Regions from separate parts of the Mus musculus genome. Here regions 1, 2, 3, 4 and 6 are each linked to region 5. Evidence: chromatin loops called from intact Hi-C (ENCODE). Cell type or tissue: left cerebral cortex. All regions are shown on one strand. Region 1 holds the start of Gm52569 (a long non-coding RNA gene). Region 2 has its middle 40 kb from the start of Ptgis. Region 3 has its middle 4.7 kb from the start of Spata2. Region 4 holds the start of Kcnb1 (potassium voltage gated channel, Shab-related subfamily, member 1). Region 5 has its middle 6.8 kb from the start of Snord12. Region 6 overlaps Ptgis (prostaglandin I2 (prostacyclin) synthase).

The links. Hi-C counts contacts between places; a loop is a spot of excess contacts. Peaks named below come from ENCODE experiments on the same cell type or tissue, not always from the same donor. Only the 100,000 strongest peaks of a DNase experiment are listed, where the experiment ranks them.
Region 1: it touches region 5 in a loop (7-fold over the local background); 41 of 42 quality-filtered maps call a loop at or near these places.
Region 2: a loop joins it to region 5, with 5 times the contacts of the local background. A loop is called at or near these places in 18 of 42 quality-filtered maps.
Region 3: a loop joins it to region 5, with 2.9 times the contacts of the local background. A loop is called at or near these places in 8 of 42 quality-filtered maps.
Region 4: a loop joins it to region 5, with 6 times the contacts of the local background. A loop is called at or near these places in 15 of 42 quality-filtered maps.
Region 6: a loop joins it to region 5, with 4 times the contacts of the local background. A loop is called at or near these places in 41 of 42 quality-filtered maps.

What each region holds. Positions count from the first base shown.
Region 1 is chr2:167,217,676-167,221,675 of GRCm38, forward strand. Ptgis (prostaglandin I2 (prostacyclin) synthase) reads right to left here. Exons shown (of 10, transcript NM_008968.4): 5 at 3,534-3,685. It overlaps Gm52569 (a long non-coding RNA gene), which reads left to right and starts at 3,681. Exons shown (of 3, transcript XR_003954099.1): 1 at 3,681-3,824. In left cerebral cortex, CTCF peaks have their summits at 1,198 (motif pointing left) and 1,915 (motif pointing left); DNase peaks (open chromatin) are centred at 1,896 and 2,218; H3K4me3 peaks cover 267 bases; H3K27ac peaks cover 331 bases.
Region 2 is chr2:167,278,773-167,282,772 of GRCm38, forward strand. No RefSeq gene overlaps it. Among named protein-coding and RNA genes, the nearest start is that of Ptgis, 40 kb to the left of the region's middle. In left cerebral cortex, CTCF peaks have their summits at 578 (motif pointing left) and 2,059 (motif pointing right); DNase peaks (open chromatin) are centred at 568, 2,063 and 2,939.
Region 3 is chr2:167,495,609-167,499,608 of GRCm38, forward strand. It overlaps a transcript of Rnf114 not described here. Among named protein-coding and RNA genes, the nearest start is that of Spata2, 4.7 kb to the left of the region's middle. In left cerebral cortex, a CTCF peak has its summit at 1,875 (motif pointing right); a DNase peak (open chromatin) is centred at 1,061; H3K27ac peaks cover 895 bases.
Region 4 is chr2:167,188,006-167,192,005 of GRCm38, forward strand. Kcnb1 (potassium voltage gated channel, Shab-related subfamily, member 1) reads right to left here and starts at 813. Exons shown (of 2, transcript NM_008420.4): 1 at 52-813. The coding sequence starts at 618. It overlaps 1110018N20Rik (a long non-coding RNA gene), which reads left to right and starts at 2,620. Exons shown (of 4, transcript XR_001783560.2): 1 at 2,620-3,410; 2 at 3,825-4,000. In left cerebral cortex, CTCF peaks have their summits at 1,060 and 2,203 (motif pointing left); DNase peaks (open chromatin) are centred at 266, 1,183, 1,548 and 2,264; H3K4me3 peaks cover 3,205 bases; H3K27ac peaks cover 3,760 bases.
Region 5 is chr2:167,070,119-167,074,118 of GRCm38, forward strand. No RefSeq gene overlaps it. Among named protein-coding and RNA genes, the nearest start is that of Snord12, 6.8 kb to the left of the region's middle. In left cerebral cortex, a CTCF peak has its summit at 2,070 (motif pointing right); DNase peaks (open chromatin) are centred at 1,791 and 2,063; H3K4me3 peaks cover 1,412 bases; H3K27ac peaks cover 1,441 bases.
Region 6 is chr2:167,202,030-167,206,029 of GRCm38, forward strand. It overlaps Ptgis (prostaglandin I2 (prostacyclin) synthase), which reads right to left. Exons shown (of 10, transcript NM_008968.4): 10 at 1,165-1,439. The coding sequence ends at 1,295. 1110018N20Rik (a long non-coding RNA gene) reads left to right here. Exons shown (of 4, transcript XR_001783560.2): 4 at 185-967. Among named protein-coding and RNA genes, the nearest start is that of 1110018N20Rik, 13 kb to the left of the region's middle. In left cerebral cortex, a CTCF peak has its summit at 1,962 (motif pointing left); DNase peaks (open chromatin) are centred at 649, 1,260 and 1,703; H3K27ac peaks cover 2,393 bases.

The DNA of each region.
Region 1 (4,000 bases), 150 kb after region 5:
AGTACCCTATAGTACAGTTCCTCATGTTGTGACCCCCAATCATAAAAGTGTTTCATTGCTACTTAATTGCTGTAAATTTGCTACTGTTATGACTCATAATGTAAGTATCTGTGTTTTCTGATGTCTTAGGTGACCTCTGTGAAAGGGTCATGTGACTCGCGCTCACAGGGTAAGAACTGCTGCTCTATTGCTTCCCACCTTGTTTTTCGAGCCAGGGTCTCTCACTGAACCTACAACTTGCCTTTTTAGCCACATTGACCCACAGGGAACCTCAAAGGACCCACCCCACTCCCCAGCGCTAGGGTTATAGGCACCATACTCAACTCTCCCCTAGGGGCTGGGGTCCAGACAGTCCCTCATGACAGTCCCTCGTGCCCGGCATCCAACACTTTACTCACGAGCCCTTTTCCAGATCATGGTTTTTCATAACAACTAAAAAGCACCACAGGGCGGTCTGACCCAACCCTGTGTCCAGAGGACAGAGGGAGTGACCCAGACACAGAGGTCGCAGAAGCCCATGTTGCATGGGTCTGACTGAGGCCTGGCCATCTCTGGGCCACAGTCACTTCCTTATCCACGGAGCAAGGCCTTCACCCCTGTACACTCAAATCTTGTCCTGAATGCCCCTCTGAGCTCAGAGATAGCTTGGTAGAGATGACCTGTAAATGTCTGGTGTGTTACCTCGGGGCCATTAGAATCTTGGTCACACTGTGACTCTTACTGTAAATGTGTCCTGTTGGGTGAGTAAACTGAAGCACACAACTGTAATCCCAACACTCAGCAGGCAGAGATAAGAAAATCACCAGTTTGAGGCCAGCCTGGGCTATATAGTGAGTTCCCAGCTATCCTGGCCTACACAGCAAGATTATCTCTTAGCCCCCTTTGCCCCCCCCAAAAGTATTCAAATAAAGCATACAAACCCTCAGGACTCTCAAGGCCTTAGAGGGCCAACTTTCTTTTCATGTGTATGTTTTGGGCAACACGGATACATTTTTATATTTGAAATATACTTGAAAAGATGGAGAATTTCACATGTACACAGGAAACACTAAGAGAAAGAAAGCCAGGTGTGGCTGTACAACTGTGATCTTAGCAATAGTGGAGGCAGGAGGATTGAAAGTGCATATAAGGGTTAGAGAGATGGCTCAGTGGTTAAGAGCACTGACTGCTCTTCCAAAGATCCTGAGTTCAAATCCCAGCAACCACATGGTGGCTCACAACCATCTGTAATGGGATCTGACGCCCTCTTCTGGTGTGTCTAAAGACAGCTACAGTGTACTTAGATATAATAATAAATAAAATTAAAAAAAAAAGAAAGTGCACATAACACATATGAGTAAACCACAGACAGACAGACAGACAATGAAAGGGAGGAAGAGAACAGGAGGAGGAAGAGAAGGAGGAGGAGGAGGAGGAGGAGGAGGAGGAGGCAGAAGCAGTAACCTAAGCCTTCACACTTGGTGTGCTGTAAGAATTCAGCTTCTCTTTGCTTCATCTCATTTCTTAAAGGCAAAAATTCAAGCACATCGCTACCACATCTGGATTGAGGTGGAAGGCTCTGGCCAACGCCCCCCACCTTGATCATCATGGATTTCATCCCCTTCTCTTCCACAGGTTTGGGGGGCTCTTCTCATACAATGCTCTCACACAGTGCGTCAGCAATTTAATCAGCCCCTATTCTGGCACGGGTCAGTTTTAGCTCTGTGGTCACAGTGTGGCCATGAGTATCTATCACTGTATATGAGTGTGTCTGTGGGGTCATTTCCTGGAAGAGAGACCATGGGAGAAAACGATCTGATTTGATATTTTGGTAGGGTTTCCGCCACTTGGTCTCCCGGGCATACCGCACCCACCAGGTCTGGGAACTGCTTGAGTCTGCCTGAGAGCAACTGTCCAACACTGCCACCTGCTGCTCACACTAGGAAACAGCCTTTCATGGATCTACCCTCTGTATCCCATGGAAGGAGGGAGAGTTGAAGAAACATTTTCTGGAGAACCAACTGGTGCTGGGATGGGACATATGTTTAGCACACTGGGTTTCTCAAGCAGACAAAGTGTGCACATAGCCTATTCTACCACCTGCCTGCTGCTCCTGTGACAAGTGATTTCACCTGTGGGAGCCCCGGACCCCCCCCCCCAACTACATTAGAGAGTGAAAGCCCAGAGAGGGCCTGCAGAGGCTGGAGAAGCCAAAGGAGAGCTCAACATGCTAGGCGGAGAGGTGAGCGAGATGCCTGATGCCCATTCCTGCCCTCCGGGTTGATGCTTGTCTCTGACAGTGATGTGACAAGAGGAAGGAAGCTACAGCCTCTGCCCAGCAGGCTGGCAAACCAACAGGAAGACAGGTCACAGCCCTAGGGTTCAGTGTCCTCAAGAGCTCTGAATCCAAATGGACTGTGATGGTCTGGATGTGAAATGCGTCCCCAACAGGCTCACATACTGAAGGCTTGGTTCCCAGCTGGTGGCATTATGGGGAGACAGCTGGGTTGTGAGGAAATTAGCCTCATAGATGGGCTAATGGCCAGATGGGTGGGTGTACGGCTGGGGGGGGGCGGCGGGGGGGGGAGGTAGCAGATCGTGGGTATGTGCCTTTGAAGGGTGTGTAATATCACCAGACCCTTCTTCCAGCTTTCTCCACTTCCAGGCTGCCGTGAGGTAGGCAGCCTCCTCTGCTGAGTGCTCCTACTGAGTGCTCCCACCCCCACTGTGTTCAGGTACAGCACAGGCCCACAGCAATGGAGTCAAGTGGCTGTGGATCGAAACCTCTGAAACCAGGAGCCAAAACACATCCTTCCATCTTGAGTGTTTTCCTTGGATGGTTTATCACACAGTTTTCACTCCTTTTCTTTCTATTAGCTAATTAATTAGTTAATTTTTGGTTGTTTGAGATAGCGTCTCACTATGTAGTCTTGGCTGCCCTGGAGTTGGTTATGTAAACCAGACTGGCCTCAAATTCACAGAGATCTATCTGCCTCTGTGATGACACTAAAGGTGTGCACTACCACGCCTGGTTATTGTTGCTTCTTACAGGAAAGACCATTCAGTCTTCTGTGCACAGGACCCACCACCTATGGGCAAAATGTTCTTGTGCACTGTGTGAAGATTCAAACGCTCATTTCTGTCTCCCTTGTATCTGGTTGCAATCCTTATTCAGAGAATCTCCTGTCTCAATCTTATGTAAACACCAGCTTCCCAATTGTTCCCTGATATGTCAATAAAGAGAGCTTAATAGCCAATGACTGAGCAGGGGAGAGAATAGGGCGGGACTTCTTGCCAACCAGGGGAGGGGATGCAGCCCAGGAAAGAGATAGAAAGCCATCTTGGGGATTTGGGTAGGGAGGTAGCCAGATCAGCATAAAAGACTAAAACAGAGTGGTAACTGCTCAGTTGTTGTGCCTTTAAAGCGTGTTAACTAAATATAACGATCCAATCTCAATTATTTGGGAGCTAGCCGGGTAAGAGGAAAACTGTAACACAGTTATTAAAATGCCACTAACAAGCACCCATTTCTGCAGTGACCTCATGGTGCTTACCCGCTGACAAGGAGCCTCGAGCCAGTTTGGGGAGCAGCAGATCCAGCTGGCGGAAGGTATGGAAAACATCCGCTGAGTGGACACGATCTTGGGCCTGACTCTCATGGGTGCGTGGTGAGGCCTCCACTCCATATAGGGTCAGGTAGCCGGCGCTGTGGGGGACAGCAACGAGTCAGGTCCTGACTTTCTTTTGTTCCTACCCCGCCTCAGGTTCCCTTCTTCAGTTCCTACCCTGCCTCTTTTGTTCCTACCAAGCCTATTTCCTTCGGGGATGGACTCTGACCTGAAAATGTAAGATGAACTAAACCCTTTGTTTCCCAAGTTGTCTTTAGTCAGAGTGTTTTATCACAGCAACAGAATGGAGCAGAACACTACACCTTCCTAAGCTCCCCCAGTCACAGGTCTCCCAGGAGAGGGTTTTCCAAGCAGGGAGAGGGAGAAACAGGAAGGAGGGGGGAGAGACTGAG
Region 2 (4,000 bases), 210 kb after region 5:
CTTGGTGGCATTCTGGGCTCCCTCTGGACCAGCCTCGGGCAGGGCTCTGGCAGAGGACAGGCCAGCAGCTGGAGCCTGCAGGGATGTTCCTCAGAGCGGCCATTTCCATAACGGTGCCACGAAGATGGCCATTTCAGCCCACGGTTAAGCCCTACAGCGCCCTCTTTTAGTCACAGATGGCACCTCTTTTCCTTTGTGGGGCAGGCACAGATGTTCAAGACAGTCACTCTTGTCCCGAGGCATGGGACCCGCCTCCACATCCCTGCCATGCAATGGTGGGAAAGTGTTACCTCTGGCTAGTGAACAGCCTTGTCCAGCCGTGCCCACCACCTTTGACTAGCACGGATGGCCATGGGTCGCCTTAGCACGGTGAAGACTTCAGGGAGCAATATTTGTGGGGAGGAGTGAGTGTTCTGTGCAGGAAAAGGGTCCAATAGAGCCCACTCACCCAGGTCAGGTGATCCGAGGAGAGCATAAGGAGAGTACCTGGGTACCAGAGGTAGGCAGAAGCTCACTCTGGGTTGTGGGTCCCTGCAGCCAACGCGGAACCCCAGGCTCCAGGCTCCCCCTGCTGGCCACCATGCAGAACGACAGTCTGGATCTGAGCCTCTCTGAGTGCTTGGCAGAACACCCTCAACACCAGTATTTAATGAGCACCTACTGTGTTTATGGGAGGAGCAACCAGGCTGAACACAGCTCTCCCCTGCAGGGATTAGAACTAGAGAAGAAGGGGGGTGGGGCATGATGACTAAGGTAAGAAACTGCCTTTGTTAAGCACCTACTGTTTGTCCTGACAGTAGTCAGAACCATTGTCCTAGAGCCTGGTCAACCATACACATTTGTTGAGAACCCACTATGTGCTGAGCCTGGGCTTTCCTGGGAGTACACATAGGCTACTATATATTTCAATTCTCAGAACATGAGAGGGAAATTTTTAATATCTGTGTGTGTGTGTGTGTGTGTGTGTGTGTGTGCGCGCACTTGTGCCACATGTGTGAAGATGCCCTTGAAAGCAAGAAGGTAGTGGACCCCCTGGTCTCCTGAGCTCAATGAATCAAATTCAGATCCTCTGGAAGAACAAGAAGTTCTTTTAACCACTGAGTCACCTTCCCAGCCACAATGGGAGCAATGCTTTTTATTTATTTTTTTTTGTTGTTGTTGTTTTCGTTTTTTCAAGACAGGGTTTCTCTGTGTACTCTGTGTCTTACTCTGTAGACCAGGCTGGCCTTGAATTCAGAAATCCGCCTGCCTCTGCCTCCCAAGTGCTGGGATTAAAGGTGTGCGCTACCATGCCAGGTGGGAACAGCGCCTATTACAGTAAGGCTCAAAGAGATCGCCTGTTTATTAGGAGTGGAATAGGGTCCATGGTGTAAGAGAGGAATCGGTCTCTTCACGCCACTGCACTGAGCTGCACATTCATTTACCCAAGTACAGAACAAACTTTTGCAGGGCTCCTACTGTTCGGCAGTCACTGTTCTGTGTGCTGCCTGAGGGGACAGTGGTGACATCAGGAACAGCAGTGTCCTCAGGGAGCTGTTCACCAAGAGGAGATGGGTGAGGGCAGAAGCTAGGAACCGTGTGCACTTGGTGATCCTGCGGCACAGCACGGCAGAGACCACACCTGTGATGCCCCAGTCAGCTGACATAGGGAATCAGAGGCACCCGAGGGTGCTAAAGTGACATCTGTGACATGCGCACCAATCTCAGAAGAGAGGGAGCTGGAGAGACGGCTCACTCAGCACAGAAGCACAGGGCCCTGAGTTCAGTTCCTGGCACACGTGAGAAAAGCCACCCTTGGTGGTGTGCACCAGTAATCCCATGCTGGCCATCCAGGCTCACCTCGCCTGAGTTTCGGGGCCAGGTGAGAGGCTTTGCATCAAGGGCAAGATTGGGTTGGTGAAATGGCTTAGCAGATAGGGGACTCGCCATGCTAGCCTGACAAATTGAGCGTAACCCCAGAACCCATGTGAAAACGGCCAAACCTGCTCTAACATCACCACGAATCAATCGCGCTTCGGTGCCCTCCAGATTGCAGCAATGTCTTCTGCGGCCGCCAGGTGGCGCCAGCCCCAAATGCAAGACCGGCCTCAGCCCTGAGCAACTGTCGGTGTTTGAGGGTCTTGGGAGGCTCCACCATTCGTGGCAGGATGTTAGAGCAACCATGGTCTGCTAATTCAGGCCTGTGGCATGTCTCTTTTCTCACACAGAGCCCATCATAACCATATCCTAATATTGTTGAGAGATCACAGGCAGAGAGGATCCACCAACAGCAGGAGTCTCAGCCAGACAAAGCAAGCCTGCAGCAACCACCTTGCCGGCAAGGCGTGGCACTGAGAGTCAAAGCTGTGCCAGCTTCCATTTTGCCCATGTCCTACCCTACACTGGGCACACTTTGGGATCGCTGCACGGCCTATAGGAGGTTTTTCCCATTTCCTTAGCCCATCACCCTTCCTTAGCTCTGAGGCAGATGCTCTGGCCCCCTTGTGCCTGCCCCTCATATGTGCTGGTGCAGGATCTGCCTCAAGACCTTTGCCCTCTCTCTTCTCTCTCTCTCTCTCTCTCTCTCTCTCTCTCTCTCTCTCTCTCTCCCCTTTTTAAATCCTAGGATGTTTATTACAAAGGTAAACTCTGATCCTTGAGGTGGGCTTATTGGTAGGATTTCTGGTATCAGGCACAGGCACCAGGACCTCCACACTTTTTGGATTCGGGTCAGCTACAAGCAGGGTCGGATCGTATTGGATGAGGATATCTTTGATCTCCTTCTTAGAGGCTTCATCCACATATTTTTGGTAATAAGCCATCAGGGCTTTTGAGATGGACTGTCGGCTAGCATAAATTTGGGCCACACGACCACCACCCTTCACATGGACCCGGATATTGACGCCAGCAAATCGCTCCTTGCCCAGAAGCAAGACAGGCTCCAGTAACTTGTACCACAGCGTGCGCGGCTCCATCATCTCCAGGGGACGTCCATTCACCTTGATGAGCACAAGTCCTCGTTTGCAGGATATACAGCTAATGCTGAGATAGGGAAATGAGCCCCTCCCTGCCAGCTGCTTATGGTCACACTGTTTGAGAAACAGTAACAAAGCTGAGACCCGCAGTGGCCCCTTTCCTACTTCTGTATGAATTACTTGCTTATCTTCTGGGGGAACAGCGAGCCCCCAACTTGGGAACAGTTCAGAAAGGGTTTCTTTTAAAAAGATTTATTTATCTATTTGTTTTATTTATATGAGTACACTGTAGCTGTCTTCAGACACACACCAGTAAAGGGTATTGGCTCCCATTACAGATGGTTGTGAGCCACCATGTGGTTGCTGGGAATTGAACTCAGGACCTCTAGAAGAGCAGTCAGTGCTCTTACCTCCTGAGTCATCTCTCCAGCCCTAGTTTGGAAAGTTTTGAATGTCCTCCAAAGGAGTTTATTCTATAGACAGTGTTATTCTATAGACAGCTGTTTATTCTATAGACAGCTGTTTATTCTATAGAGAGTGTTATTCTATAGACAGTGTTATTCTATAGACAGTGTTATTCTATAGACAGTGTTATTCTATAGACAGCTGTTTATTCTATAGACAGTGTTATTCTATAGACAGTGTTATTCTATAGACAGTGTTTATTCTATAGACAGTGTTATTCTATAAAGAGCTGTTTATTCTATAGACAGCTGTTTATTCTATAGACAGTGTTATTCTATAGACAGTGTTATTCTGTAGACAGCTGTTTATTCTATAGACAGTGTTATTCTATAGACAGCTGTTTATTCTATAGACAGCTGTTTATTCTATAGACAGTGTTATTCTATAGACAGTGTTATTCTATAGACAGTGTTATTCTATAGACAGTGTTATTCTATAGACAGTGTTATTCTGTAGACAGCTGTTTATTCTATAGACAGTGTTATTCTGTAGACAGCTGTTTATTCTATAGACAGTGTTATTCTGTAGACAGCAGTTTATTCTATAGACAGTTGTTGGGAGCCGCGCCCACATTCGCCGTT
Region 3 (4,000 bases), 430 kb after region 5:
CCCCATCCCTGATACCAGGCTGTAGATGCCCTACCCAGCACCTCTCCCTGTCTTGCTTACTGGTGTCCAGCCTCAACTCAGTCCTGTTTTCTTTCTGAAGTTCTGATTTGTCCAGCCAGAGGTCTAGGGCCTGTCTCTTGTGGCTCCTCACAGCACCCATAGATAATCTGATGTCAGCTCTCAGCACAGCAGGTCACATATGTATTCATCCGAGGTCTGCGCCAGGCTCTGAGTTCCTCTCCATCTTCTTCCCCAGGAGCTGCGTGCATGTCTGACTGGGGGCAGTCCAGCTGGAGCTCTTTGACTGCAGTAGTCACTCTCTGAGAGCCATGGCAGTACCAACAGTATAGTGCCAGTGGCTTCTCAGAAGCTTCGTGTGATCCACATGCGAGCGTAGGGGCAGAGCCTGTACTGCTTTCTTAAGTGAGCCGATTCCATTCCTAGCTCTCACCAGGCTTCTCATAACCGTAACTCCAACTCCAGGGGATCCAACACTTTTGCCTTTGATTCAGAGAGCACCTGCACTCACAGGGCAGACACATACACATAATTTAAAAAGAAAAAATTAACTTTTAAAGAGGCTTAGGAATGGTGGCAACATCCCTTTAACCTCAGCGCTCAGGAGGCAGAGGCAGGTGGGTCTCTCTGAGTTCTGGGACAGCCATGGCTACATGGAGAAGTCCTGTCTTTAAAAACAACAAAAACCCTTTTAAGAGCCAGGAGTGGTGGTGCCTGCCTGTAAACTCAGGGCTCAGTAGATGGGGAAGGAGAATCAGGAGTTCAAGGCTATCCTTGCCTACAGAATAAGTTGGGGCCAGCCTGAGTTACATTGAGACCTGTCCCAGCCCCACCCCCCAACAATGAAAGGGGAAAAGAAAGCACTCTGAGTCAGTGATGGCAGTGTGACAAGCTTGTATTTCACACAAGGCTGCGGAAAAGTCCCTTCCACCTCTGTGGTTCTGTGACAGCCAAGAGGGAACCCCGGGGATGGAAACGCCTGACATTTCCTGTCAGAAAGACTGACAGTCTCAAGAGAGATACACTTCTCATCTTTTACACGAATGAAGACTGCTGACTTCTGTGCTCAGTATCCAGACTTCATTACATAAGGATCCATCCGCAAGTTACATAATGGCCACGTGATAACAGGCAGGCACCGTCACTCTTTAGGAGCCAACTCTACCTACCTCTTTCTATACTTTTCTTTCATAAATCACAAAAGTAGCATACAGAACAAGGGCCAAAAGAGTAAGAGTAGTTACCCCGTGACCCCTGCCGTGGGCTTCCTTGGCTTCTGTGAGGATAACACAGCACAAGAAGCTGTGTGATTACAGTAGTAAACAGTCAGCTCTCAATGGCAGACGGTGAGCGGTGTAGCCGCCAAGCCAACCTGTACCTGCAGAGGACGGTGGAGCTCTACACAGTGCCTCAAAACATACTCCAAGCAAGAGACACTGTGATGACAACAACAACAAAAAAGCATCAGCCATCGTCAAAGTATCGAAAACCAACCTGAGACAGGAATGTGGGATCAGATGCCTGTTTCCCCAGTCGTTCCCATCCCCGCCCTTGGGAGGCTGAAGCAGGAGAATGGCTGTGAGTTCAGTACGAGTCTGAGACCTACATAGTGTGTAGTAAGTAGTCTGGTTTGGAGGGACTGGGAGGCACTCAACAGTTAAGAACCCTTGCTGTTCTCCCAGAGGACCAGAGTTCAGTTCCCAGCACCTACACCACACAGCCCACAATCTGGAACTGGAGCTCCAGGGGATCTGATACCCAGCTGCACATAAAAATAGATCTTGTTTTCAATTATTTGTATGCATGTTTTGCCTGCATCTATGTGCACCATGTTATGCAGTACCCACAGAGACCAAAAGAGGGCAGGGTGTTCACACCCTCTGGAACTGGAATTGCAGACTGCTGTGAGGCGTGGGCCATCACTGCTCAGCCAATATTAATTTTTATGTGTAAGAGTATGCATGTGCTGGGCAGTGGTGGCGCACGCCTTTAATCCCAGCACTTGGGAGGCAGAGGCGGGTGGATTTCTGAGTTCGAGGCCAGCCTGGTCTACAGAGTGAGTTCCAGGACAGCTAGGGCTACACAGAGAAACCCTGTCTTGAAAAACAAACAAACAAAGAGTATGCAGGTGCCCTTCTGTAAATCTGCACTCATGCCTACAGTGCCAGTAGAGGCTAGAAGGGGGTAGCATCAGTAACTCCTAAACTGGAGTTACTGATCACTGCTAGTCTTCAGGTGCTAGGAATGCCTCCTGAGCCTGTGACAGAGCAGCCAGGTCTCTTAACCACTTAGCTATCTCTAGCCCTGCAGCCCTCTTCACTGCCTCGCCACCTCTTCAGATCCAATAAAAACAAGTCTAAAGAAAAAAGAGAGAACTTACTGGGTACTGTGTTGTGTACTTGTCATCCCAGTACTCAGGAGGCAGAGCAGGAGAGTGGCCAGAAATTCTAGGACAGCCAGGGCTGCATAGTAAGACCCTGTCCCCACCCCCACCCCCCCAAAAAACACAGAAAAACAGGGCTATATAGCTCCGCAGTAGAGTGCTTGCCCTCATAGCACAAGACCCCAGGCTCAATCCCCAGTATTTCAAGTAATAAAAGTCTATAGTTTTTGGTTGGGTTTTAAGCATGTGGGCAGGTCTGGCCTGCCTTTCAGCTGGAGGGAAGAAAGCAGTCAGGCAAGAAAAAAACCCAGAGACAAAATCTCAGCTGCAGGGGAGCACATAACTAGGTGCTAAGGTATAGAGCCTGGCACACACGGGGCTGGACATAGTAGGATCTTCCAGAGTGCTAGCTAGCTCACAGTGTCTAATGAGCCTCTCTGCCTCAGGCTTCTCAACTGTCAGCTTCCGGATGAGATCAGCACTGGCCAGCCAGATGAATACAGGTGACAAGAGATGTCTGCCCAGGCACTCAACAGTAGCTATTGGTATTGGATGTAGGTTGTTAATAGATAGCCCTTCTCACCCAAAACCTGGTTTGTAGCCTCGGCTGACCTAAAATTCTGCCCTCACTTAGGTGATGGATTACAGCTGTGTGCAGCCACCTTCTGAGGGCTTATCGGTTTTGTTTTTTACATTAATTATTGTGTTGGGGTGGGGAAGGGGGAGGTGTCACAGCACAGCAAAGCACAGGTGTGCAGGTGAGAGTACAACCTGGTGGAGTCAGTCCTCACCTCCTACCACCACAGTCCTGGGGATCGCTGAGGTCAAGCACCTAAGCCACCCACTGTGCCAGCCCTCCTTCTGACCTGATTCCCATACCCCTAGAGCAGCCAGGTGGTGGTGGCCCACGCCTTTAATCCCAGCACTTGAGAGGCAGAGGCTGAGTTCGAGGCCAGCCTGGTCTACAGAGTAAGTTCCAGGACAGCCAGGGCTACACAGAGAAACCCTGTCTCAGAAAACCAAAACCAAAACCAAAAAAAAAAAAAAAAAAAGAAAAAAAAAAAAAGAAAAGAAAGAAATAAAGAAAGAAAAGAGCCTAGAGCAGCTGTTTTCAACCTGTGATTGCAACCCCTCTGCTGGCCTGCATATCAGATATGCAGAGAGTGTGCTACCATTCAGCACAGTACCAACATTGATAAAGGAACAAGGAAATGATTCTATGGCTGGGGTCAGTACAGCATGAGGAACTGTATTAAAGGGTCGCAGCGTTAGGATGGTTGAGAAGCACTGGCCTCCAGTCACTCTGCCACGCCCACGCCCACTGCTTGTCCTTACAGTCCCCTTACACTGTGCCCAAGGCTGAGTACTCGCTATGCAGCACCATGCTGTCCCTGAACTCAAGGCAGTTCTCCTACATCGGCCCACTCAGACTGTAGGTGTGAGTCCTGAAACCTGACCATTCCTTTTGATTGAATGAAATATCTCTGACACATCTTTCAGGGACCTTCCCTCTGGACAGTAAGCCTTTTATTTTTTAAAGGTTTTCTTTAAAAATGAGTTATATATATTTGTTTTGTTTTCTGTGTGTTTTGCCTACAT
Region 4 (4,000 bases), 120 kb after region 5:
CCAGGAGCCTCTGTGTAGGCCTCCATGGGGGGAAACAGACTCCAGACTCACCTTGGCGGCCACCGATGAGTTGGGCTTCTCCAGCAGGTCCCAAAGTTTCTTCCTCTTCTCAGCACAGCACGTGTTGTCGAACTCCTCGCCCTCCCGCTCCCGCAGCGTCTCAGCCTCCCGCTTCAGCTCCTCGTTCATCTGCTCCTTCTTTTGGTGGTAGCGGGCCTGGCAGCAGGACTCCAGGTAGATCTCATCGATGCCCCAGTAGTCCAGCTCCTGGCTGAAGCTCAGCGCGCACATCTCCTCCATCATGTGCAGCCGGCCGGTGCGGTAGAAATTGAGAATAGAGGTGAAGGCGCCAGGGTGGCGGTCGAAGAAGTACTCGTTGTCCTCGAGGCTGTAGTCGTCGCACACCTGGAGCAGAGAGTCGTGCGTGTTGCAGTCCCGGAGCTTGCCCAGCCGCGTGCGAGGCAGGCGGTCCAGAGTGCGCCACAGCACCTCGTGCGCCAGGCCCCCGACGTTGAGGCGCACCCGGCGCGAGCACGCCTTGCTGCGCACGATCTCCATGGGCTCGGGCGGCAGCGAGCTGGTGGAGCGCGAGCCATGCTTCGTCATGCCCGCCGGCATCGCTGGTCTGGCCGCCCCCGCCCCCCCTGCCCCCCCAGGCCGCTGTCACTCGACGGCAAGGCCCGCTGCCGCGGGGGCGGGGGGCGGGGAGCTCTGCAGGCCGCTGTGGTGCAGGGGTGCGCGAGGGCGGGCGTCGCGGCTACCGTCTCACCTCCATCCCGACGGCTGCGAGGCAGAAAGCGAAAGCGGACACGGGTCAGCGAACCGTACTGTGAGGCCCCTCCCCCAGGGTCCCCTACCGGCCTTGACCTTCCCAAGGCTTAAGCGGCTCAGGGGAGTTGGGGGGCGGGGGGGGGGGAAGGGAGGACGGATGGCTGCTGTTCCTCCCGCCGGTGCTGAAGTCAGCCCCACCCCAGGACGAAGGGAGGGGTGGCCCTCCAGGCGGGAGAGGCCCCCAGGAGGCTCCCAGGAAGCCCCACCCCCGCCCTGGCGCAATCCGGCCGCCCGGGGCGCTGTCCGTCCCGTCGAGTGCTGAAACTCCCTGCTCTCGGGCTGGAGAGCCCAACCTGGCCCCCGCAATTGGGAGGCAAGGGAGAGGCAGGGAGAACTTTCTTTCTCTCTTTAGTGAGTTCTCATCTCCTCCCACCCCAAGATAGTCAAGATTTTGGGTGGGAGCATAACGATGGCATTGGGCTTGCTTTTTCTAAATCTTAGAAGATTTTGGGCCGAGTGAGGACTGTGGAGGCTACCAGATGCCCACCTGTCGGAGGCCACCAGGCTGCCCTGTCCTGGGGCGACCCCACTCCTCACAACACCAGGACCCGAGACCGCTCCGGAGACCAGGTGAGGGTCGAAGGAGCCAAGCCAGCGGGGTCTGCACCTCCTTGTGCGCCCCCTCCCCACTCTAGCGCAGGAGGGGCGCGGAGTCCTCGGGATCCGCCTGCTCGGTGCTCCCCTCCTGCCCCTCCTCCTCTCTTTCTCCTCCTCCCCCTCCTCCCGCTCCTCCTCCTCGCTCCTCCCGGCGATGGCTTTTTATAACTCCGGGTTCTGCGCCTTTGCCCGGGCTCGGAAGAGAAGGGGTGGGGGAGGTGGGAGGCGGGGAAACCAGCGGAATCTTCTGGCCTTTCGGAGCGTGCCCTCCTCCCGCCACGCACCGGTGATTTCGGGGGGTTCCCGGGCCCTACAGCCCGCGGGGCACACGCCCCGCCCCCAGCCCCGGGGTGGGCCCGCGCCACCCCCCTACCCCGCCACACTCACCCCCAGGGTGGCCGCCTCCCGGGGCCGCGCCGCGCGCATCTCGCCGGCCGCCCGCCCGCGCCCCCGCCCGCGGCAGCGGCGGTCCCGGGGCCGGGCTAGGCCTACCCGGGCCGGCCGGGCGGGCGGGAGGGCGGCGCCGGGGCTGCGGGGCGCGGGCGGGGCGCTCTGCGGGGCGCAGGGACGGCGCGGCCCGGGCGATCGGCGGCGCCTCCGCCTCCACCTCGGGCTCCGGCTCGGCTCGGCGGCGGCCGCGGCTGCCTGCGCGAGATCAACAAGTCGGGCTGAGCTTCGGCTCCGCGCTCGCCGCGATTCTGTCCCGCACTTCGGAGCGCGGCGAGTGGCACCGAGGCGGGACGGCGCCACCTGCGGGTCGGAAACGCGCGCGGCTTAACCCCTCCGTGCCCGGCCCGGCCCTGGCTCAGGCCGCGGGGCCCACCCGGGCTGCTTGACTGCGTCCTGGCCACCACGAGGCTGAGCGCCTACTGCATGCATGCGCTGCACGTAGGACGGGCGTGGGAGATACAGTTGCGAAGCCAACTAGCCTCTGGGTCGCCGGGCTCCCTGGAGAGCGACTGTAAACAGAATTGGAAGACTATGTCAGACAGGCTAGAAGCTGGGAGGATGGGAAAGCTGGAGAAGGCAGGTGGCAATTTTAAATAGCCCTTGCTTTGATTCCATTCCAGATTCTACAAAATCAAATTCTAGATTCTGGAGGAAGGTGGATATTACACCAATTAACAAACCAACAGGCAAAAGAGGTGGGCAGCTGGGTGGTAGCTGTTGAGGAGAAACATAAGGCCAGGTGAAGGGCCAGGGAAGACTCAGAGTTTGCCGGGCCTTGTTAGTCACTCACCCATGGGTGCTAACTTGGACAGCTGCTTCTAGACTGCCGAGGGTCGAGGCTCAACCGAGAGATCCACTGGCCCTGCCTCACCCTGTGCGGTGGGGCCGGCAGGTTCCGGAGTGACTGTAGGCAGGGTTGCATGCAGAAGGGGTCAGGTATCCCTCTGTCAGCCACACTTGGGCTCGGCTGGTTTGTTCTCTGACACACGTATCTGTTGTGCGGTGTTAAGGAGTTAGAGATGCAGCAGAGAACCTTGTCCTGGAGGGGGGGGGAACTTAGTGGGACATGGTGCCCCAAGGTAAGGCTTTCCCATCTCCACCTGGGTTCCTTTGCACTGCATCACGCAAAACTGTTTGTAAGAACCATTCACTCTGGTCAGTTCCCTTCCCAGCTTCTCTCCCTGTGACCTCTGCTCCCAGCTCCCCCATCCCTCCTCTATCTACAGTGCCAAGGCTGTCAGAATGAATGTTCCATTTCCCAAACTGAATGCGGTTGTCAGTGGAGTAAAGCCTCCACGGGTTTTCCCTTGCTCTGGCCTGATAGTTCTGGCTCAGCCCCTCCCTCCTCTTCTCAGTTTGCCCAACACTGAAGAAAAACAAGCATTTTTTTTGTTTGTTCGTTTTAAAGGAGAAAGCTTCGGTCAATCATGAGTACTACTGGGGAGTCATGGGAGCAGGGGAGGCCATGCTGAGAGCGTAACCCAGGAGCTCAGCAGGGCCTCTCAGAAGTGAGGACAGACTCTACCACCATGGTAAGAAGGGAGTGATAGATGTGGGGAGGTAAGAGGAGTTCCACATGGAGTTGTGTCTAGGCTAGAGGCCAAGGGCAAATGAGGGACAGCCATACGCCTCCCTGGCCACCACAGTAACAGCATAGAAAAATACAAGACTTAGCACTCAGGAAGCAGAGGCAGGCAGGTCTCTGTGAGTTTGAGGCTAGCCTGGTCCACAGAGCCCATTCTAGGACAACCAGGGCTACACAGAGAAACCCTGTCTCAAAAAACAACAACAAAAAGGACAATGTAAGATTTGTTTTCCTTCCCTTGCGTCCCTATGTGCGTGTGTGAGAGAGAGGGTTAGGGTTGGTGTCAACTCACCACAAATTAAAGTCACCCGAGCAAACAGCCTCACCTAAAGAATTGTCTTAATTGCTTTAATTGATGTAGGAGGACTGACCAGAATGTGGGTAGCATCTGCTAGTGGGGGACCAGATTAAATAGTGTGGAAGAAGGAAGACCACTTGCCCTTGTTGGCCTGGCCTGGCCTCTTGCTTGAAGCGTTGGACGATGATGATGACGATGACGACGAAGACGATTCCTCCACTGAAAACAGAAGCAGCAGC
Region 5 (4,000 bases):
CGGTGGGGTGGTCTGGGTGTGATGCTGTCTACACGAATAAGGGCTAAGCTAGGTTACCCTTGAGGTGAGTATGGAGCTTGTGGGAGGTAATTCATTGCCCTTGGTGGGTTTGGTGCTATTAGGATGGAGAGAAGGTCACAGGGGATTGATTGCATAGGTGACTCCCTCGGCATTCAGAGCACTAAGATTTGGGACGAGGTTGGGAAGAACAAGAGTACAGGTGGCCAGCACACCAACAGGAGCTCCATCTGTTCCCAGCTCCTTGACACCGAGAGAACTGTTTCCCTGAGCCTTGGCCCCCTCCCGGTCAGAGCAGGACCTCAGTTAGCTTGTCCCGAAGTCACCAAGGAGCCATCTCTCTGAGCAGCCAGGCATGCATCCAGAGATGTCTACTCCTCTGCCCACAGACATGATAGAGGCAAACCCTTGGCTGCCAGCAGGTTAATTACCCAGATGGAAACTGACAGGAGAGAGAGAGCCCTGCCCCGGCAGAGATCAACAGCTCTATTCCCTTCTTGGCAAGCATCCAGGCTAGCCTGGAGCGCAGACACAAGGTGTCGGGAAGCCCTTGAGAGCAAGCACACTTGCCATTATCTCTAGATGAAAAGCCACACCTTGGGACCCCTGGCTCCAGGAACCCCATCATCTAGGAAGGGATTCTGTTTGTTGGAATGACCTGGTCAGGTTGCTGATAGGTGACAAGTCTTCTAAGTGTTGGACTGAAGCTGGGGGTCAGAAGCTGTACAAACATGAGTAAAATGTACTCGTAGGTTGGTAGGATGGTTCAGTGGTTAAGGGCTGTGTTCAGCCAAGCCCGACGATCTGAGCTCAATCTTCAGGACCCAGGTGGTGAAGAAAACATCAATCCCCACATGGGTACAGTGACATCACCTCCAATAAATGAATAAATAATGCAAGTTAATAATGGGGAAAAATGGTTATTGCGGACAAGCTAACCCTCCCCATGTGGTTATTGCAGACAAGCTAACCCTCCCCATATAATGTATTTAGACGACAGACACTCCTCCTGCCTGTCACCCGCTCTTCTCCCTCTCCCATCAATGCCCATTCCTCGTCTAAATAAGGCCATCTTCTACTTTTTTTGCCTTTTAGGTGTGACCCAATGAATTTCATTAGTCTGTTTACAGAAAGGAACAGGGGCACCTTGCAAGTGGTTACACCATTGAAGGGTGTTATTGGTTCGGATGGTTAATATTGTCAGTTTGACAGGATCTAGATTCTCCCAGGAGACAAGTCTCAGAGCCTGCCTGTGAGGGTTTATCTAAATTGAGAAGGTAGGAAGACCCATCCCATGGTCTGCCCCGCTTCCTCCAGTAAAAAGGACAAAGGGCGTTGAGCGCATTCCTTTCATTGCTCTATGCTTCCTGACTACATATGCGGTGTGACCATCTTCATCCCGCTCGTTACTTCTCTGGCCATGGCAGGCTGCACCCTGCGCTATAAACCACAATAACCCTTCAATATTTTTCTCAAGTATTTCGTCGCGGCAAAGATACGTGTAACTAATAAACTGTCGTAATGGACGGTTGGAAATAAGACCCCTACCAGGCCGCTGGGAGATGCGCACCCTTCTCTCTGTGTTTCTTTTCTGGCCTTATCTTAAGTAGCTGTCCCTGCAGAAGCCAGAATGGCCAAAAACGGGGACGCCTTAGGGATATACACACCCTACCAACCCCTTTCTCTAGTCCCCGAGAATCATTTCCAGAGAGACCCTAATTGGCTCTGCTTGGAGTGCAGGTTCATTCCTGAGCCAATCACCAAGGCCCGGAAGATAGGAAGCTCTGATTGGTCTGGTCTGGAGGTAGGCGTGATTCCTGGACCAGGCACTTTTTGGGGTCGGCCTTTGGGTCTTCAGGCAAGCACCAGGAGTCACTTCCCAGTCAACTCTAATAGGCAGAGCCCTCGGAAGATAACTCTTCCAGGGCCACGGAGTGCTGGTGGGCACAGAGGGGCAGGGTAGGAGGGGCCAGGCAGTTTTGAGCCATCCCTGAAAAAGCCTATCTACGCCTTCAGGCTGCCCAGCAGGAAGGCCACCAGGGGGCAGTAGCCCCTCGTAGTCATCAGGGTCTCCGCAAGCATGAGGCACTTTCCAGCAGGGGGCACTGGTCATCGTCTTATTCTCTTATTTTGGATACCTTGGATTGAGCTTCCTGTAAGGCTCTGAATGAGACATGGTCTCACCCTAGCAGAGATACTTTAAGCCCACTAGCAAGGCAATTCTGGCATTGGCGTTAGGATCCTCCAGCACGCCAGGCTGCACCTGGGAGATTCTCCCTAAATGGTTCTCTTGGTACTTCTTTTATTTTGTAAATTAGTATCCTTTGCAAAACGTATTGTTGAGCACAAGTCTTCAGCCGCCCTTTTCCAGCTGGCCCCACCTTTATTGGCTCTTTGGTTTCCTGTAGACTGTGGTAACACCTGCCTTGCGGGCTTTCCCCACCCCATCCGAAGAGATGATTTGTTCAGCAAATTTTATGGAATTGGGTTCTGTCTGGGGGTTGAACACAGAAGCTAAAACACAGAGGCTGGGGAATGACTGTGTTGGTCAAGTGCTTGCTGTGTTAAGCATATGCACTTGAGTTTGGGACAAATAAAAGAGGGCACTGCCCGAGCCATTCATAGTGTGTGCTGGCGCCTAGTAGGCATGTTACAGGTCTTCCCATTCAGACATTTTGAGACCAGGGCTATTCACTCTGTTATTATTATTTGAGATAAAGTTTTATGTAAACCAGGTTGGTCTCCAACTGGTTATGTAGCTGAGTGTGACCTTGAAGTCTTGACCAGATTCTCCTGTCTCTGTCTCCTGAGTCTTGAAATTATAAATGTTGCCACCGTGCTCATATTTAAAGTTGTTTTTTTTTTTCATTTTCATTTGTATGGGTGTCATATTTGCATGTCTGTGCCTGGTGACCTTGGAGACTGGAAGAGGGTGCCAGATCCCCTGGACCCGGAGTTATAGACAGTTGTGAACCGCCATGCAGGTGCTAGGAACTGAACCTTGGTCACCTGCAAGAACAGCCAAGGCTCTTAATCACTGAGCAATCTCTCAAGTCCCCAACACACACACACACACACCCGTTTTGTAACAGGATTTGACTATGTAGCCTGGGTTGGCCTAGAACTGGATATGTTCACCAGGCTAGCCTTAAACTCATATTCTCCTACATTTGCTTACCAAGTGCAGGGATTAAAGGTATATGCCACAATGCCCAGACAGGCTGGTCTTGTATTCTCAATGCTCTGACACCGTCTTCCCAGTGCTGGGATACAGGCCCATGTTATCTTTGACTACTTGGGTGATGTTTACAGGATATTGGTTAAGTAAGGAACAAGTGTTTGGTGGGGGGGGGCACCTATAGTCAGAGGTCTACTATCAAGATCAGAGTCTGGCCAGCCCCAGGTGGCCTGCTGTGTCCTCCCTCTGCATGGAGGAGACCACACAGCCTGCCTATGGCTCAGGCTCCTTCCACCAGTTCATAAGCAGGGCTTTTGTTTCGAGATGTAACTGAGATAAAGTGAAATGTGCCCTTGGGCACACTGTTCCGTTTGCTTACATAAAGTTGGCCATGTGTGTGTGTTTCTGTGCATGTGCACACAGCATTTTCATGTGCACACTTGTGCCTGTTCTTGTGTGCATGGACATGCACTGGTGTGCACACCAAGAGGTCAGAAGACAACTTTTAGGAGTCATTTTGCTCCTGCCCCCCATGGGTTCTGGGATCAAACCCAGATTTCCAGACTTGAGCTACAAGTCCTTGACTTGTTAGCCCCGAATACATTTATGTTAAACAGAAACTTAGATTGCAGGATAAACTGTATACTTTGTCCAGATGACTGCAGAATCTAGAAAGGCTGTTGTTATGGTCACTGCCTAACACACCATGATTATTGACATTTTAATTTTTGTTTAAAGATTTATTTTATGTATGTGAGTGCACTGTTGCTCTCTCCACACACACCAGATGAGGGCATTGGATCA
Region 6 (4,000 bases), 130 kb after region 5:
GGGTCACCCAAGCATGAATATGGGTTTCCCTGGGGATACCCAGACTCCTGCCAATCACACTGTCTATCTGGGAATCCTGAGGGTGCCTGGAGACCCAGGGCCAGGGAAGCCTCCGAGCCCCAGCCCTGCTCCAAGAGATGAGCCCCTGGAACACCCAGGCTCAGGCTATTCTCTGTCTTTCCAGCTAAAGATAAAAGGACCTCATCACAGATGTGTCTGCACCACGCTTGGGTGTCTCTGGCTGTCAGCTCTCCAGTGCCAAACAGAAGTGTCCCACTGCCACCCCTAAAGCCCTCGGAATGAAGAACAAACTGCCCACCCAACATCTGCTTCTAGGAGAGGTGTGTAGGCTGAGCTCTACTGGCAAGAGCTGTGTGACCCCAGGCAAGTCACTTGACCTCTCTGAGCTAGCATTCTCATCTGGAAAGCTGGCATAACACTCCATCTTCTCTAAGATGCTGCGAGGAACGAAAATATGTATCTGCTGTGCCCGTCTCAGCATTTCAAGGTACTCGGGACGCTGGGCGTGGTGGCACTGAGGCAGGATCTCTGAGTTCAAGGCCAGCCTGGTCTACAGAGTGAGTTCCAGGGCAGCCAGTGTCACAAGGGAGGCTTGCAAGCCACAGGACCTCTGAAAGTGCAGTCAATGCTCTTACCCACTGAGCCATCTCGCCTGCTTCCCTATGCTGATTTTTAACGTGCAGGCTGAACAAAACCATCTTGCAGACTGGTATACACTGTAGCAAGGCTTGAATGCTGGGATACAGGGGATAGACTCTCTAGACTGGCTCTCCAGACATCTCACAGGGCCAAATCTTGCTGCCATGCCCCTATCCTAGTCTTAGCACAAGGAAAACCCTGCTACCTACTGCGAATCAATAAAGAACGATGTACCTTCCTGGGCATCCACATGAAAAGGGGCCATGTCTCTTTAAAGATCTGGGGATAAGACTTAGAGTAATACACACACTGACAAATCCACATGGGTCCTCTAAGGACCCATGTCTGCCATGTTGGCCAAGGCCTGGACTACACCAGCTACCAAAGGAGGGGACAGTGCTTGCTCTGAGAGTCAGGGGCAAGGAGATGTGAACCATGGGCACACCAAGGGACTGGAAGCACAGGTGAACCTAGAACACAGACAGCCCGATTTGGAAGCAAGTCTTCACAGCGAGATACAGAGCTTTTATTAGCTTTTCCTGCTCTCACTGTCCTCAGTGTCCCCTCCGCTGGACATAGCATTCTAGAGGAACAACAGGAAGTCAGAAGGCCCCAGGTGAGTCTGCTCCATAGGTCACAGCCTGGCACGGTACCGGATGGGCACGTCTTCCTCTGGCTGCATCAGACCGAAGCCATATCTGCTGAGGTCAAACTCAGGAACCTCTGTGTCCTCGCTGCCCAGCTCCAGGTCGAAATGAGTCAGCAGTAGGACGACAAATCTACAGAGAGAGGGGGCGCTGTGGGCTGTGCTGCTCAGTCTGGGGCGCTGCAGGCTGTGCTGCTCTGACCTTGGCAGGCCGGGGTAAGGGGAGGCTAGCTCAAGTTCAGTGGCTGTGTCCGTGGCAACCATTTCTATGTCATAACCCCTAAGAGTCAGAGTGTGAATCTCTAGCTCTCCCGCCTACAGCATCATCTGCAGATGCTGGAGCAGCCAGAGCGAGGGAGGGCCCCAACCATGTGTCTCTAACCACACACACACACTTGGGTAGTCCTGAGTCCCAGATGCATCAGTGTGCATGGTGACACAGTGTGCATGGTGACAAGATTCTTCTTGCCTCTCCATAAGCCTGCAGCTCTTTCCCTAAGCTAAGAACTAAGTCATCCCTGGCTGGGCTGTGCTTACCAGGAGTGTCTGTAAGATTAAAACCTGCACCCCTTCCTCAAGACTTCTTACCATCACCATGGGACAGAAATGTCACCAAGGGCCACCTTTGTCAGGCAGCACTCTCTACCACCACCTTCTGGAGACACATAAAGCTGCCATATCTAGGATGCTCTCAGTGTCTCAGTGACACAACGACAGGTCTGCCCTATAAGTCAATAGTGATTCTGATTGTCCTGGGCCTCACCACTGTCCCTCACCTCAATTCAGGGACCCAAAGCCACACTGAGCACACAGCAAAGACTTTCTCGTTTTACTGAGAGAGGAGCAGGTGAGTGGATAAGCCAGACCACAGGACTTAAGGGAAAGTGACCCTCGCCAGGGTCTGTTTCCACTTGGGGGCTTGGTTCTCCTGTGGGGTCAAAGGAGTAAAGATAGGCCGTGTCTCTGCCAGCTCTGGAGGGGTGGGGTTACCTGAGACAGGAGTCTTACTACCTGAGCACCCAATGGTTAGAACTATCGATGCCGCCATTGGATCTTCCTAGCAGGGAGATCACAGGGTCTGGGGTAACAGCAAATTCACTCATTTGTTGAGAGGGCATGAGCAAAGTACCACGCTAACCATGTTAAACCCAGCATCTGTTTTGTCTGTCCCTAAATGGATAGGAGCAAGAACTGCTAGTAAAATTCTGTCATAAGTCCTGACTCGAGCGAGAGAGTCTGTCCTGATACGGTCGGTGTGCGAGGGCGCAGACATGAGCAGACTGCAAACCGCAAATTTGCTCGAGTGCTGGTTCATCCTCCAGCCACAGGGGTGAACGCAGAGCCTGCACTGGGGGAGCACACACCTGATGTGCGCCTAAACATCAGCTGTGCCCTGGCCACCAGACTCGGCAGTGCTTGCTCTTCCTCGCTGAGCCAACTCCCTGCCCTTGTGTGTACCTTAAGCATGTGGAAAACCGAATGTGATGGTCTGTATATGCTTGGCCCAGGGAATGGCACTATTAGGAGGTGTGGCCTTGTTGGACTGGGCGTGGCATTGTTGGAGTGGGTGTGTCACTGTGGGTGTTGGTTTTAAGACCTTCATTCTAGCTGCCTGGAAGTCAGTATCCTGCTAGCAGCCTTCAGATGAAGATGTAGAACTCTCAGCTCCTCCTGCACCATGCCTGCCTGGATGCTGCCATGCTCCCACCTTGATGATAATGGACTGAACCTCTGAACCTGTAAGCCATCCTCAATTAAATGTTGTCCTTACAAGAGTTGCCTTGGTCATGGTATCTGTTCACAGCAGTAAAACCCTAACTAAGACACCGCATGACCACCTTCCACTTGGTTTTAATCTCTATAGGTCACTGATGACAATATTGAGCTTCAGGCTCCCCTTTCCTATATCCTATGATTTTATTTAATTTTTAAGTTTTGGGTATTTTTCGACACAGGGTTTCTCTGTGTAGCCCTGGCTGTCCTGGAACTCACTCTGTAGACTAGGCTGGCCTCGAACTCAGAAATCCAGCTTGCCTCCCGAGTGCTGGGATTAAAGGCGTGCACCACCACTGCCCAGCTATTTTTTTTTTTTGAGGTATGGTTTGTTTTGTGATGCTGAGGATTGACTCTTGTGCCTCGTGTGTGCTCAGCAAGTGCCCTACATTGAGGGCCAGCCTCAATGGATCATCTTGTTATTCTAAATTCTGAGATAAGAGCTCACTAAGTGGCCAAAGCTGGCTTTGAACTCACCAACCTCCTGCCTTGGCCTCCCCCCACAGCCTCGGTGGTTTTTAGGAAAGGCTGTTAGCGTTAGGACAGAGCTGACTCCTTCACGGTTTCTACTTCACTGTCGAGAAAAAGTGAGGTCAAAAGGTAAGGTGATTTGCTGTCCCTGGGCATGGATGGGACCTGCATGTCAATGCTGTGATGTAGATATTGGCTAACATTTCTCAAAGCCTGTGTTGAGTCAGGTGGTGGCGTGGAGACTTAGGAAGATCCTTCTGATGCCTTCTGGAGCTCTAATTGGTAGCTCCCAAATTTCATAGCTGAGGAGGCAGGCTCAGAATGTTATAGGAGCCAGAAAAACAACGGGCAGAGGTTGTAGGCTCGGATCCAGACAGTCTGCGATCCTGAGACTGAGGCTCTGGGCGTCCCAGGAAGAGAATGTAGGTGCTGTTCAGCCCTCTCAGGAGT